2 separate regions of the Homo sapiens genome follow, and region 2 is linked to region 1. A link is a contact called in ENCODE Hi-C or POLR2A ChIA-PET data. All regions are on one chromosome and are shown on one strand. The core of a region is the stretch at or near the end of the contact, and the rest is flanking DNA. Distances in the headings are between cores, read along the strand shown.

Evidence for each region. A loop is a pair of places that touch in the nucleus more often than their neighbours do. ChIA-PET counts read pairs that join two places held with the same protein, here RNA polymerase II (POLR2A).
Region 2: POLR2A ChIA-PET joins it to region 1 with 13 read pairs in WTC11. The contact joins two enhancer-like sites. A Hi-C loop is called at or near these places in 1 of 168 maps with a recorded cell type or tissue (breast epithelium). POLR2A ChIA-PET finds 5 or more read pairs at or near these places in 3 of 52 experiments (BJ, K562 and WTC11).

What each region holds. Positions count from the first base shown.
Region 1 is chr1:32,497,156-32,504,577 of GRCh38, reverse strand. No RefSeq gene overlaps it. Among named protein-coding and RNA genes, the nearest start is that of ZBTB8B, 36 kb to the right of the region's middle. RefSeq lists silencers at 3,673-3,942, 4,033-4,162. Within about 2 kb of position 3,625, at least 27 of the 41 ENCODE cell types and tissues checked have a DNase peak (open chromatin) inside an H3K27ac peak, as active enhancers do.
Region 2 is chr1:33,365,543-33,372,390 of GRCh38, reverse strand. PHC2 (polyhomeotic homolog 2) reads left to right here. Exons shown (of 15, transcript NM_001385109.1): 3 at 1-102; 4 at 1,297-1,374; 5 at 1,806-1,970; 6 at 3,769-3,855; 7 at 4,963-5,275. Among named protein-coding and RNA genes, the nearest start is that of PHC2-AS1, 19 kb to the right of the region's middle. RefSeq lists an enhancer at 4,753-5,656. Within about 2 kb of position 4,691, at least 11 of the 41 ENCODE cell types and tissues checked have a DNase peak (open chromatin) inside an H3K27ac peak, as active enhancers do.

The DNA.
Region 1 (7,422 bases), core at 2,376-4,875:
TTACAGGCTTGAGCCACCGCGCCCGGCCATGCCCAGCTAATTAAAAAAATTTTTTTTTTTAGAGACTAAGTCTCACTATGTTCCTCAGGCTGATCTGGAACTCCTGAGCTCAAGCGATCTGCCTGCGTTGGCCTCCCAAAGTGCTGGAATTACAGGCGTGAGCTACTGTGCCCAGCATCCTCTTGATTTTAAAGCTCCAGCCCTGAATCAGTTTAGATTACCTAAAAGCTACAAACTTAGACACTTAGACAATATGTTTATGATTTAGTGTTGTATACTTGGATTTTACTGATGGCCCATGTTAGAAACACCTCTTGTGAATTCTATAAAAATGCTGATAAAGGAATTGTCACCAGGCGACAAAGTAAGACCCTGTCTCAAAAAAAAAAAAAAAAAGGAATTGTCTATTTTCCAACATCCCTGATAGAGGGATACATTCCTCTTAGAGTTTAGTGTCAGAAAAACTTCCTTTCTCCTGACAGACATCTTTCCTATAATTATACAATGAGAACTATTACATTTAACAATCTTTTTGCTAGAAAAGTCAGAACTATGTTTAATGTTTAATTATACAATCTTTTTTTTTTTTTTTGAGACGGAGTCTCACTCTGTCCCCCAGGCTGGAGTGCAGTGGCGCGATCTCGACTCACTGCAAGCTCCACCTCCCGGGTTCTCGCCATTCTCCTGCCTCAGCCTCCCAAGTAGCTGGGACTACAGGTACCTGCCACCACGCCCAGCTAATTTTTTGTGTTTTTAGTAGAGGCGGGGTTTCACCATGTTAGCCAGGATGGTCTCGATCTCCTGATCTCGTGATCCACCCGTCTCGGCCTCCCAAAGTGTTGGGATTACAGGCGTGAGCCACCGTGCCTGGCCTAATTATATTATCTTTAGCCTTAATTATCCTTCCACTTTCCATGGCTTTTTACTGTTGATATTTATTTTAGGGTCTTTTTTTGTGGGGGAGATTACAGACCCCTGGCTAATGTTTGTATTTTTAGTAGAGACGGGGTTTTGCCATGTTGGCCAGGCTGGTTTTGAACCCCTGACCTCAAGTGATCTGCCCACCTTGGCTTCCCAAAGTGCTGGGGTTACAGGTGTGGCAGGATCTTACATGAGGCCCTTTACTGAGCGGTTATTGTTCCAGTTACGACTGCTGCTCAGCACCCATCTGAAACACAGTGGCAGAAACCACCGCCACCGTATAACACTGATTCTGCGGGTCAGGAAATCTGAAAGTGCACAGAGTGTCGGATTTTCTCTGCTCCACCGTGTCTGGGGCCTCATGTGGTGACTAACATCTAGGAGCTAGAACTGCTGGGGCTGGAGGAGCCACTCCAAGGTGGTTTCTTCACTCACAGGTTGAGCCTGGGCTAGGCTTCACTGGGACTGTATTCAGAGCACCTCTACATGGCCTCTCCTTGTGGCTGGGTGCCACTGGAGAGCAAACCCAGAGGGAAAGTCCTAAGATCCATAGACTGTATTCCAATAAAACTTAACATAAATGGACACAAATCTGAAATTTCATGTAATTTTCACGTCACAAAATATTATTGCTGTTTAGATTTTGTTTTAGCCATTTACAATTTAAAAACCAATTTTAGTTCACAGGGATACAAAAATAGGCAGTGAGCCAAGTTTGGCCTGTGGGCTACTGCAAAATTGAATGAAAAAAACAGGGTACAAAATTGTATTTACAGTATGATGTCATATAACTCAAAGAAAGAGAACTATATGTAAAGAAAAAGCTGAATGTAAATCTACCAAAATACTATTTATTTATTTATTTATAGAGATGGAGTCTCACTCTGTCGCCCAGGCTGGAGTGCAGTGGCGTGATCTCAGCTCACTGCAACCTCCGCCTCCCAGGTTCACGCCATTCTCCTGCCTCAGCCTCCTGAGTAGCTGGGACTACAGGCGCCTGCCACGACGCCTGGCTAATTTTTTGTGTTTTTAGTAGAGATGGGGTTTCACTGTGTTAGCCAGGATGGTCTCGATCTCCTGACTTCGTGATCCGTGCGCCTCGGCCTCCCAAAGTGCTGGGATTACAGGTGTGAGCCACCGCACCCGGCCCCAAAATGTTATTTTTATACTGAGATTATGGTTGATTTTTATTCCTTTTTGTTTCAATTTTACTGAAATATTTTACTGTAAGGATGGGAATAAACTGTTTTTGAAAGAATAAATGTGGTAGTGTTCACCTTCACAGTAGAATAGACCAAACATCATGGAGAGGAAGAAAAGAAGAGTGAATTCTATGGTGTTGGATTGGAATTGGAGTTTCACTCTCTCTCAGAAAATGTCCAGTGTGAAGGCCTGAAAGCAGCACCACTTCAAACACAATGAAAACACCCAGTATCTGGATCTTGGTTTGTAAATAACTGCTCTCCAGTAAACAGAACCAGGAGTCCCTGGAGAAGTATCTGATTCCAGGGCTGGGGCAGGGAGAAAGTACAAGATGAGCCTGGAACATCTTGTGCCGGAAGGAAGGAAGTATTCAAAGAACAATAGGGACATGCCAAATGAACACACAAGCTGGCTTGAACAGGCTTTCACTGGCCAAACCTGGGACAATTTGAACATTAAAATAAATGACAGCGGCCGGGCGCCGCGGCTCACACCTGTAATTCCAGCACTTTGAGAGGCCAAGGAGGATGGATAACCTGAGGTCGGGAGTTCGAGACAAGCCTGGCCAACATGGTGAAACTCCGTCTCTATTAGAAATACAAAAATTAGCTGGGCATGGTGACGCACGTCTGTAACCCCAGCTACTCAGGAGGCTGAGGCAGGAGAACCCCTTGAACCCAGGAGGTGGAGGTTGGAGTGAGCTGAGATCGTGCCACTGCACTCCAGCCTGGGCAACAGAGTGAGACTCCATCTCAAAAAATAAAAATAAAATAAAATAAATGACAGCAACAGATTATAACCTAACAGCCAGGCCCAGTGGTGCGCCTACAATGCCAAGTTATGCCAGAGGCTAAGGCAGCAGCCCAGGACTTCGAGACCAGCCTGGGCAATATAGTAGAACTCCCCATCAGCTAAAAAAGAAAAAAAAAAAGGAAACCATGTGTCCATATGTATGAAAAAAAAAATAAATGGGCCGGGTACGGTGGCTCACACCAGTAATCCCAGCCCTTTGGGAGGCCAAAGCCGGCGGCACACGCCTGTAGTCCCAGCTACTCGGGGGACAGAAGTGGGAGGACTGGTTGAATCCGGGAGGTTGAGGCTGCAGTGAACGGTGATCGCACCACTACACTCCAGCCTAGGTGCCAGAGCGAGACTTTGTCCCAAAAATAAAAATAAGGTTTAAAAGGTTTGATGAGAAATGGTGATTCATGAAAATTCAAAGTACCACCCTACAAAATACTGTTATTATAACTGCCAAGTGAGTGTGACCTTACAGCGGAGAAGCCTACAGACAGCATCTTAAAGATAAAAGTGAGCATCATCAGTGATGAGACAAATTGACAAGCTGAAATTGTGTGCCACTAGACGTGCTGCGTTGAGAAGACCGCAGCAGCCCTTCTGTGACAGTCCTGTCTAGGATAAAGAACCTGAATCCAGTCGAGATGAGACAGACAAAGCCCAATTGAGGGAAGTTCTGCAAATTCGCTGGCTCGCGCCCCGCCCCCGGCGGCTGCTGTCTCTGCGCGGCGCAGACCAAGCCTCCCCGGAGTCCGCCGCGCCGGACGGCTCCAGACACGCCCGACGCCGTCCCCGCCGCCTTCCCGCCGCCGCCGCCGCCGCCGCCAGGAGGCTCCGCGCGCCTTCCCGGCTTTCCCCGGGCCGGGCCGGGCGGCGACAGCGGCGCGGCCATTGTTCCGCAGCCCCTTCCGGGCGCGCAGGAGAGGCCGGCCGGCCGGGCGCGGGGAGGGACGGCCGGGAGCCGGTGCCCGCCAACGCCCACCGCCGCCGCCCGCGCCTCCTCCTTGGCCGTTCCCAACCCCTCGGAGACAGCGCTGCAGCTGCTGCGCCCCAGGCTGCAAATGGCGCCCGCTCGGCTTGGCGCCTCCGGCCTCGCTCTCGGCCGGGAGACGGCTGAGGGCCGCACGCCCGTGGCCCGCATCCCAACGCCGCCGCCGCCGCCGCCCGCTACCAGGCTGGTTGCAGGTCCGGGGCAGCCCCGACGCCCTCCCGCCCTCTCGCCCTCTCGCCCTCTGCCCGCGCTGCGCGCAGCGGCAATCATTCCCCCTCCACCCCTCCTGCCAAGGGGACCTACGGGCGTCCCAAGAACAATAATTAGATTATTTTAAAATTGTAAAATACATAACAATATCATTTAAAAATGCAACTTAGGGACATTAAAGATATTCATGGCGTGCAACCATCAGTACTATCTAGTTCCAAAACTTTCTCATCGCCCCAAAGGCACCGGCACCATGAGCACTCAAGTCATTCCCCATTCCCTCCTTCCCTCAGCCTCCACCAACCGCCACTGGACTTTTTGTCTCCACGGATTTGCCTATTCAGGATCTTTTTCTCTCCCTTCCTCCCTTCCGTTCCTTCCTTCCTTTTTTTTTTTTTTTTTTTTTTTTGACGGAGTCTCTCTCTGTTGCCCAGGTTGGAGTGCAATGGCGCAATCTCGGCTCACTGCAAGCTCCGCCTCCCGGGTTCACGCCATTCTCCTGCCTCAGCCTCCCGAGTAGCTGGGATTACAGGCGCCTGCCACCAGGCCCGGCTAATTTTTTGTATTTTTAGTAGAGATGGGGTTTCACTATTGCTGTCCAGGCTGGTCTCGAACTCCTGACCTTGTGATCCGCCCGCTTCGGCCTCCCAAAGTGTTGGGATTACAGGCGTGAGCCACCGCGCCCGGCCAGGATATTTCGTATAAATGGAATCAAACAATATGTGGTCCTTTGTGACTGGCTTCTCTCACCTGAAGCAATGTTTCAAAGGTTCCTCCATGTTGTAGCAGGCATCAGAACTTCCTTTTAATGGATGAATAATATTCCACCTGTGTGTGTGCGCGCATGTGTGTGTGTGACATTTTTGTTCATTAGTTGATGAACATTTGGGTATTTCCACCTTTAGGCTATTGTGAACAGAGCTGCTATGAACCTTTGTGTACAAGTTTCAGTTTGAACACCTGTTTTCAAATAACTAAATACACTTTACTCTCCTTCTAATGGAAAACTCTACAGCCACCTGCAGTTTTTTCCCCCATTAATTCTGGGAGCTCCTGGAAGTATATCATGTGCATTCCTCTCAAATTTCCTGCCAGCCATGATTTTATTTATTTAGGAGACATGTAGGTCAACTTTCCTGCCCCTCTCCAGGGCCCCTTCTCAGGGGACCTGTCCCCATGACCACCACTCATCCTTAGTCAGAGCCTCATGCTTCCTGACCCAAGGGGTGCCATGTGATCTGAGGGAACCGATCTTTTGCTGGGCAGAAACTGAGGTGTTTTCCTTTGGAAGATTTGGACTGAAGGACAGGACAGTGGTTAGGTCAGGGCTGGGCAGCACTTTTGAGCTGAGGAATGGGCAGGAGAAAGGTGGTCTTCTGAGAGTAGCCGGGGACCCCACACAGGCACAAAGAGAAGTGTACAGGAAACATGGGCAAGGCACATGACTGACCAGGAGCAGCCTCAGCCCTGCTTTCCAATTCCAGGTGATCTGCTGATTTCCTCTCCCAGAATGATCGTAAAGTCACTCACTTTAATTAGAAACAAATCCTCTTAAAACTATTCTCGGTCGGGCGTGGTGGCTTATGCCTGTAATCCCAGCAGTTTGTATGGCCAAAGCAGGTGGATCGCTTGCGGCCAGGAGTTCGAAACCATCCTGGCCAACTTGGCAAAACCCTGTCTCTACTAAAAATACAAAAATCAGCCGGGCATGGTGGCAGGCGCCTGTAATCCCAGCTATGCAGGAGGCTGAGGCAGGAGAATCACTTGAACCCAGGAGGCAGAGGTTGCAGTGAGCCAAGATCATGCCACTGCACTCCAGCCTGGGTGACAGAGCGAGATCCTGTCTCAAAAAAATAAAATAAAAAATAAAAACTATTCTCAAAACTTTTTTATTTTTATTTCTTTTTTGTGAGACTGAGTCTCGCTCTGTTGTCCAGGCTGGAGTACAATGGCACAATCCCGGCTCACTGCAACCTCTGCCTCCTGGGTTCAAGTGATTCTCCTGCCTCAGCCTCCCAAGTACCTGGGATTACAGGCTCCCGCCACCACGCTCAGCTAATTTTTTTGTATTTTTAATAGAGACGAGGTTTCACCAGGTTAGCCAGGCTGGTCTGGAACTCCTGATCTCAGGTGATCCACCTGCCTCGGCCTCCCAAAGTGCTGGGATTACAGGCGTGAGCCACCATGCCCGGCCTTGTTTTTAGTTTTTGAGACAGGGTCTCACTTTGTTGTCCAGGCTAGAGTGTGGTGGTGCAATCATGGCTCACTGCAGCCTCGATTTCTTGGGCTCAAGTGAGCCTCCCACCTCAGCCTCCAGAGTAGCTGTGACTACAGGCACATGCCACCACACCCAGCTAATTTTTGTATTTTTTGTAGAGGCTGGGTTTCACCATGTTGTCCAGGCTGGTCTTGAACTGGTGAGCTCATGTGATCAGCCTGCCTCGGCCTTCCCAAAGTGCTGGGATTCAGGCGTGAGCCACTGTGTCCAGCCTATTCTCAAACTTTAGTTTGCATCAGAATCTCCCTAGATGATGCCGATCCTGCTGGTTCCGAGACCACACTTTACGAATCATTGCTTTAAGCTTGTTTGAGTGTCTGTTCTTTGAAGCCAAATGTGCCCTAACCAAGACAGGTTATCTGGATTCCCTCTGTGAGGTTTGGTGCTGAATTGTAGGTGTCAGGAAAACTGAAATCCCAGCTGCCTCTAGTGTTAACCCTTAGAGCCCATCCAGCAGGGACTCAACCTCTCTTGCTCCTGCCTGGGCCACACCTGTACTGAGAACACCCTGAGGACATGCAGTATTGCGGAAGTGCAGGGCAATGCCCCTGCCCTCCTACCTGGCATCAGGTGTTTAAAGCATTGCAGCAGTATTTAAATAAAAAAAAAAAAAGCAGTACAGTTTGAACTCCTAGCATCTCACCAAGATTATAGATCATGCTCAGTTTCTGCATGTAGCTCTCAAACGGAAGGCTTAGGCATACTTCCTTGGAGCTGAGCCAAGTGACCATCTTTCTCCTGGCCAGATCCTTCTAGTGACTTCTCTAAAAAAACTTCATACAGATCAGCGGTGCCCGCTCCACTGACCTTCATACATACCAGACATGTTTAAATCCTAGTGATGCTCACAGATTGGTCCAAAGTAGGGACTTATTCTACCTCCATCATCCCTACATAAGGAATAAAAGATCTCCTGTCCCACCCAACATCATAGGTAGGCAATTCTCTGTGAAGGGCCAGATAGTAAATATGTTAGGCTTTGTGGATAAAGGTGTCTGTAGCAACCACTCACCTTTGTCAT
Region 2 (6,848 bases), core at 3,442-5,941, 870 kb before region 1:
ATGTACGCCGCCCAGCAGCAGCACCTCATGCTGCAGACCGCGGCGCTCCAGCAGCAGCACCTCAGCAGCGCCCAGCTCCAGAGCCTGGCAGCCGTACAGCAGGTGAGACTTGGGAAGGACCTTGAGGCTGGTGCCAGGCATCCTGGTTGTGGAAGCAAAAGGGAGAGGAAGCAGGCACCGCACCTGCGCTTCACATCCTTCTCTTACCTGCAACCTAAAGAAGTCCTTGTGACACGAGCACTACTGTCATTATCTCCTTTTGGCAGATGAAGGACAGAGCCCAGGGTCATGCAGCTAGTGACTATAGCGGCGGAATGCTAGCCCATGGAAGAAGTGCCGGGGAGCCCCTCTCCTAACCACCTTACCGCAGGTCTAGGGAAAGGACTGTGGGTTCCAGGGAAGCGTTCGTGAACGAAGGGCACTGCCTGTTTAGCTTGTCTGCCCATTGTTGCTCTCTCTCCTCCTTAGCTGAGAAGAACACATTCATTTATCCATTCAGAAAAACATTTTATGTACCTTCTGCATGCAAAGTTTGTATCAAGCACTGGGTATACTGAGCACCCTGTCTTCTTGGCACTTACAATAGGAGACAGCAAGTAAACAGGAACCAGAATAGCCAAGGAAACAAAATATTTAAATCTCTAAGTTACAATAAGCGCCATGAAAGAGAAGAACAGATTGTTCTGACTGAAGGGCAAGGTAGACGGCCTTGCATTGCATGGTCAGGAAAAGCCTGTCTGTTGGAGTAACACTGGAGCTGACACTTGAAGGATGAGAAGCCGGCCATGGGGAGAAGGGCAGTTTGGACACTCCAGCTCATGTCTGCAAATTCTCTGTGGGGGGCGGTGGCTGGGTGTGATGGCAGTGGCCAAGTGTGATGGCGGTGGCCGGGTGTGATGGCGGTGGCCAGGTGTGATGGTGGTGGCTGGGTGTGATGGTGGTGGCCAGGTGTGATGGTGGTGGCTGGGTGTGATGGTGGTGGCCGGGTGTGATAGTGGTGGAGTGGAGGGCTCCACACACCGAAGGCGGTGGCCTAATAGTTGGAGTGCTCAGTGGCAATGCCTTGCCTTATTCAGTCCTCTCAGCAATCCTATCAGGCAGGTACTGTTAGCATCCTCACCTATTCACAGAGGAGGCGGGATACTTGCTGTGGGCCACATAGAGGCAGGTTGGGGGCTGACCTCCAGAGGCTGTTGTCCTTAACACCAGCCTGCAGCACCTCCTGTGGATGATGAGAGCCCAGGAGTGACTGGGGGAGGTCTGGGACTCTAGCAAGAGGAGTTTGTTCTTTCCTAGGCAAGCCTGGTATCCAATAGACAAGGAAGCACTTCAGGCAGCAATGTGTCTGCGCAGGCCCCGGCCCAGTCATCTTCGGTGAGTAGAATGGGGGAGCAGCAGCAGAGTCCACAGCCCCAGGACCAAAATGCCCAAGTTCCCAGACCCAGTTGTGGTGAATCCGTGGCCATGTAGCATCATGGCTGGAATCTATTGCCCTTACCGGGAAGAAAAAGAAAAGGGCATGTCTCTTACTGACCTTTAGGTTAGTAACTCCCTGTCATCCTCCCAGTGTCAGGGCTCTCTGTGGATAGCTCAGTTCTCTCAACATGGGATCCCCCTGCAGCTCTGCACCAAGGTCAGAGATGGGACAGGGCTGGGGGATTGCTCCAAAGCCAAGGACCACAGACGTTCCTGAAGGAGGCTGAATAAACCAAGGAGCAAAAGAGGGGGGAGAAAGAAATGGATGAGGGGGACACAGCTCACCAACAGAACCTCCTATCTCCTACCGCACATGTCTCTCTCATTAGATCAACCTGGCAGCCTCCCCAGCAGCAGCCCAGCTCCTCAACCGGGCCCAGAGTGTGAACTCTGCAGCAGCCTCAGGCATCGCTCAGCAGGCTGTGCTCTTGGGCAACACGTCTTCCCCAGCCCTGACTGCAAGCCAAGCACAGATGTATCTGAGGGCACAGATGGTGAGTACCCATGGCCAGGGCCATGGCTCAGAGGCACCAGGAGGACAGAGGCAGAGAAGCTGGGAGCTGGGAGCTGGAGAAGGGTGGGGAGGAAGCACTAGGGGCAGGGGCAGGAGATAAGGGGTGGGATAAAGAAGGGGGCCTGGAAGGCTGAGTGGGAGCTTTGGTACAGCCTCGAAGAGTCATGAAGGGTGGGGCTCCAGACTGAAACAGAGAAAGTTCCTGCGATGCCACCTTTCCTTCTCCTCCTAGAGTGAAACAGAAGTGTCCCCTTATCAGAAACTCCTCAAAATTAATCAGGATGGGCAGAGTGGTTCATGCCCAGGTGGTCCTGGACACCCAGACATCCATATACTTGACAGAAATGGAGTCTTCCCCTTCCCACCATCCTTACAAGGACTGGCCACCTCTAACTCAAGGGCCAAAGATGCTTTCCAGCTTCAGCGTGCCTCCATTGCCCTCCCAGCGGCCCCCATTCTAATCAGGGTCAGGTGAGCTTGTTTGGGCAGGATATACTCAGGATAGCACCAACTCTTTCCTTTGCACCTATCCCTGAGGGGTGCAAAGGTCCTTAGGAGCCTACCAGGTCCCTAAGATTTAGGAGAATGCCCTGGGAAAATGGCAGCATACTCCCTGGGTGGCAGTAGCATGCAGCCCCAGCTAGGGCTCAGTCACTGTGGGTCGTGTCTCATACCTCCCATTCTGAAGTCTGCTCCTTCGGGCTCTTGACACACTATCCCGAAAGTAACACAGTCCCACCCCTCCCTTTGCTCTTATGGCCAGGACGTGACCCTCGGAGCTTGTCTGGTCTTGCTCCCGCACATTTGTTCTTGGCTCTGAGTTCATCATTTGAGGCGCATCTCTATCCCCAGGGAACAGCCTCTTAGACACAAGGCATGAAATAGACTTCCATCTCCTCGGGAACTGGACAGCCACACTGTGATGCTGCTGCCCAAAGCTGACTGTGTCTGCAGGTTGCTTGTCCCTATGTCCTACTCCACTGGGGTCGTGATGCCTGCCTGTCTGCCTCCCTCCCCAGAGCAGGGCATACACCCACAGAGGAAAAAGCACAGCTGCGCTATCGCAGAGTTCTAGGGAAAGCACCCTGTCAAGGCACCAGCACATCCACACTGATGCAGAGCTAGACTCCCACGGAGGTCGAGGTGTCATGCAGAGAACACCATGGATCCTGCACCCTGCAGGATGGGATTCAGACATGAGGACGGCTCCAGGCGGTCCGCTTCCTCTGCTGTTGTTGTCTCTAGGCCCCTCTGAATCTAACTTTGACTAGAAAATGACCAAAAGGATACATCGAACTTGATCCCCTGGAGGGCAGTCTCATCTTGGCTCAGCCCTGGGTTCAGCAGTGGGTTAGACCTGGAAGGTGGTCCTAGGGCATCCATCTCGCTTCCCAGGACGCTAAGGAGGTGGTGGCTTCAGCGTATCCTGGGGATATCGGTCTCCTCTAGGATGAGCCCCTCACAGAGGGTTCTGAAGGGAACTCGGCTTTGGTGTAGCCCCAGAGCGGCTCTCCCCACCCACCCCTGCACCCAGCCTGGGTCAGGATGCAACGAGCCTCTAGAGAAAGGCAGGCGCTCCCCTTGGACTCCCCCTTCCTTTCTGCTTCTACTGTCCTGCCCTTCCTCATAGCCGCTCCTGGGCTAAACAGTTGTGTCCTGTGGCTGAGTCCACATCGAGCAGGTAAAAGGCGCCTCGTTTCCTGTGATTCCAGGCCCAGCCAGGTAACCTGGTGCAGGTAGCTAGGAGCCTAGGCGGCACTGTTCCTTTGTCCCCTCAGCTCATCTTCACGCCCACGGCCACCGTCGCTACTGTGCAGCCTGAGCTCGGCACTGGCTCCCCCGCCCGGCCCCCCACCCCCGCCCAGGTGAGGACTCCATGCTTGTGGGAGGGCAGGGGGGTGGGCACCCCTGTAGAGGGGCACTGATACTGGGGAGGGGCACAAGGAGAGGCCGGGATCAGCTAGGAAAGCAGGCGGGAGACAGGACACCCCAATGCCCCCAGGCCTGCGCGTCTACCCTGTTCCAGAAGGCCTCAGTCCCTCCTGGCTCTGTTTCGTTCCCTCAAACACAGGTCAGGAGCCAGAGGGCAGCCTGCTGAGGCCAGCATGATTTGCCAGGGAGGGGTGGGCTGTGCTACCCTCCATACTTTACACCTGCCCCAGCATAGCTGGTCTGGCTGCTGCTGCTTCATAAGTGGAAAGTCCCGCTCCGGTTACACACGGTAGTGCTGCTAGGACTCGAGAAAAATGACATGTAAGAGGGAGCAGAGACGTGTCCTGCTCTGCTAGGAGCGCACAGATACTACCGTGGCTGGGAAGATTCTGTGGGCAGCCGGGGAAGGAACCCCTAGCACTCGCATCTCCCCATCCTCATCTACGGAATGGGGAGGGTGATGGGACAGGGCTGGTAGCCGGATTTTCAGAGTCTGGCACAGCCTCCCTGTGTCCAGCAGAGGGCGCCAGGGACCGGGCTGAGTAAGCATGCCGGCCGTCTTGGAAGAGCCGGTGGCAACCTTATTCTGAGACAAGATATTTGCCCGGTGGCCTTCCTGGTCAGTTAACTTCCACTTTTGCCCTGGCCTTTTCCAGTGTGGGAAGCCCCATGCTCCCCCTCACTGGGAATTATTTCTGGGTGGTGTGCATCCAATCCTGAAAGTGTTGGGGAGGAGGGAGGGCAACAGAAGGGACAGAGCCTGGCCTCCCCACCCCTGCCCGCCCAGCTGGGCAGCAGGTCCTTCTCAGAACTCAGCCTCTTCTGCTGCTGGATGCAGTCACAGCGAACCCTCTGGCCCTCTTTAGCAACTCCACGTGCTTCTGGTTCCTCTTCTAGCCCCTAACACATTCTCTCTCTCTGATTTGACAACCTCCTGTTCTATTCAGCCATTCCTGGATCCATCCCTCTCTCCCTCTTAGTTGTATACTGGCATTGCTCCTGCCACATTCTCTGGACTCCCACAGACCCCTCTTTTCCAGGTACAGAACTTGACCCTCCGAACACAGCAGACACCAGCGGCAGCAGCCTCGGGCCCCACCCCCACTCAGCCTGTCCTGCCCAGCTTGGCCCTGAAACCCACGCCGGGCGGTAGCCAGCCTCTGCCTACCCCAGCACAGAGCAGAAATACTGCTCAGGCTTCCCCTGCAGGTGCCAAGCCTGGCATAGCTGACAGTGTGATGGAGCCACACAAGAAAGGAGATGGCAACAGCAGTGTGCCAGGGAGCATGGAAGGCCGGGCTGGGCTCAGCCGGACGGTTCCTGCTGTGGCTGCCCACCCCCTCATTGCACCAGGTAAGGTCTTCAGGAAGCAGGAATCCTTTCCCAGAAAACTCAGGGCCGTGAGTCAGGAGGAGACTTTCACACTTTCCTTTTTCCCATGGATTTGCAAAGATACCAGCCATGGATCTCTCTCTCCTCCCTCCCTATCTCAAAATGTCCATCAGCTCCTGGCTCTGTGCCATGCTTCTGGTCTAACTTTACGCAGGGCAGCCATGTTAGTTGGAATAAAGGAGTCCTTCTGCACTGTAGGCACAGCGATGAATCAGGGTACGCAGCCACAGCGGTGGAGCTGTGGGCACAACCTGGAGTGGCTGGAGGCAGGCAGTTGAACTATTTTGAAATTCTCCAAGACTCAGCAAAAAGGCCAGGGGCTAGCCAGAAGCATGTAAGAACCAGACAGAGAGATGGGAATGTAGGAAGTTTATTTTTCTCATCATTCAGCAAGCATTTGTTGATTAGTATTTGCCAATCATGTTGCCAATTCTAGGTGTGCAGAGATAAATGAGACTCAGGTCCTGCCCTCCACAGTGTAGCTGGGGAGACAGAGAGTGCAGTGCATATGCCATAATAGATCTAAGCTCTGAACACTGTCAGAACAGAAGAGCTATGTGGCTTGAGGAGAGGAGCTAGGAAAGGCTTGCTAGTGAGGGTAACACTTGAGAATAAATCTAGGAGCTTGCTTGTGAGGCAGGTCCGATGAATCCACATGCCCTGCTAGACCCCTTTCCCTGCCTACTAAAACTCTCCCTGTGCTGCCCATTGTAGGCAATCTTTAATGGGAAAATCTGCCAAGAGCCCAAGAAGCCAGGCCTATCGATCTAGGTAACAAGACCACCCTGTTTTACCATAGAAATAAATAGAGTGGCGAAGCACATGGCTTTGCATTAAAGAGAGGGTCACGCTGATCGCATCCCTGAGACAACCACTAACCTCAGTCCTCTCTCAAACCATTTTACCATCCAATCTAATCTGTGGGGTTTTTTCTTGAGAAAATACATCAAGAATATATCTCAATACATCTTTGTCAAAATAAGATAGGATTTTTATTTTTCCCTAGAGTGTGCAGTCAAAAGAAGGGAACCAGATATAGAAGCAAATCCATTCCACTTCATAAATTCTATTTTAGGACTAAGTACCAGGTACAGTGTGGGCACAGATGGTCAGCTGCCTGTCAGGCAGAATGGGTCAGAGATGCCGTCCTTCAGAGGACATGGCACATGAGCCTTGCGGCACGAGCATGTGACCTGACAGACAGAGTGGGGAAGGTTCCCAGGCAGAGAAAAGCAAAGCAGCGCACATGGCACTGAGTTAGGAGGAAACGGGGTCAAAATCCCTCATTCACCTTCTTGAGGCTTCAGAAGTCACCCAGGGGCAAAGGGTCAGTCGCTGCATTCCAGTGGTCACCGCTGAGCCAAGAAAGGCACCTCCCCACGGAGGCCTCACGGCCCTGTGGCTTCAGATGTTTCTCACTGTCTGGCATGGCTTTCTCCAGAAAGTGGCCCAGCCTCTTCCTTTTATGGAAAAAGAAAGTGAGGCTCAGAAGGGTAGACTGGGGGCTCTTTCAATGCGTTGAAAGCAGCTTGGA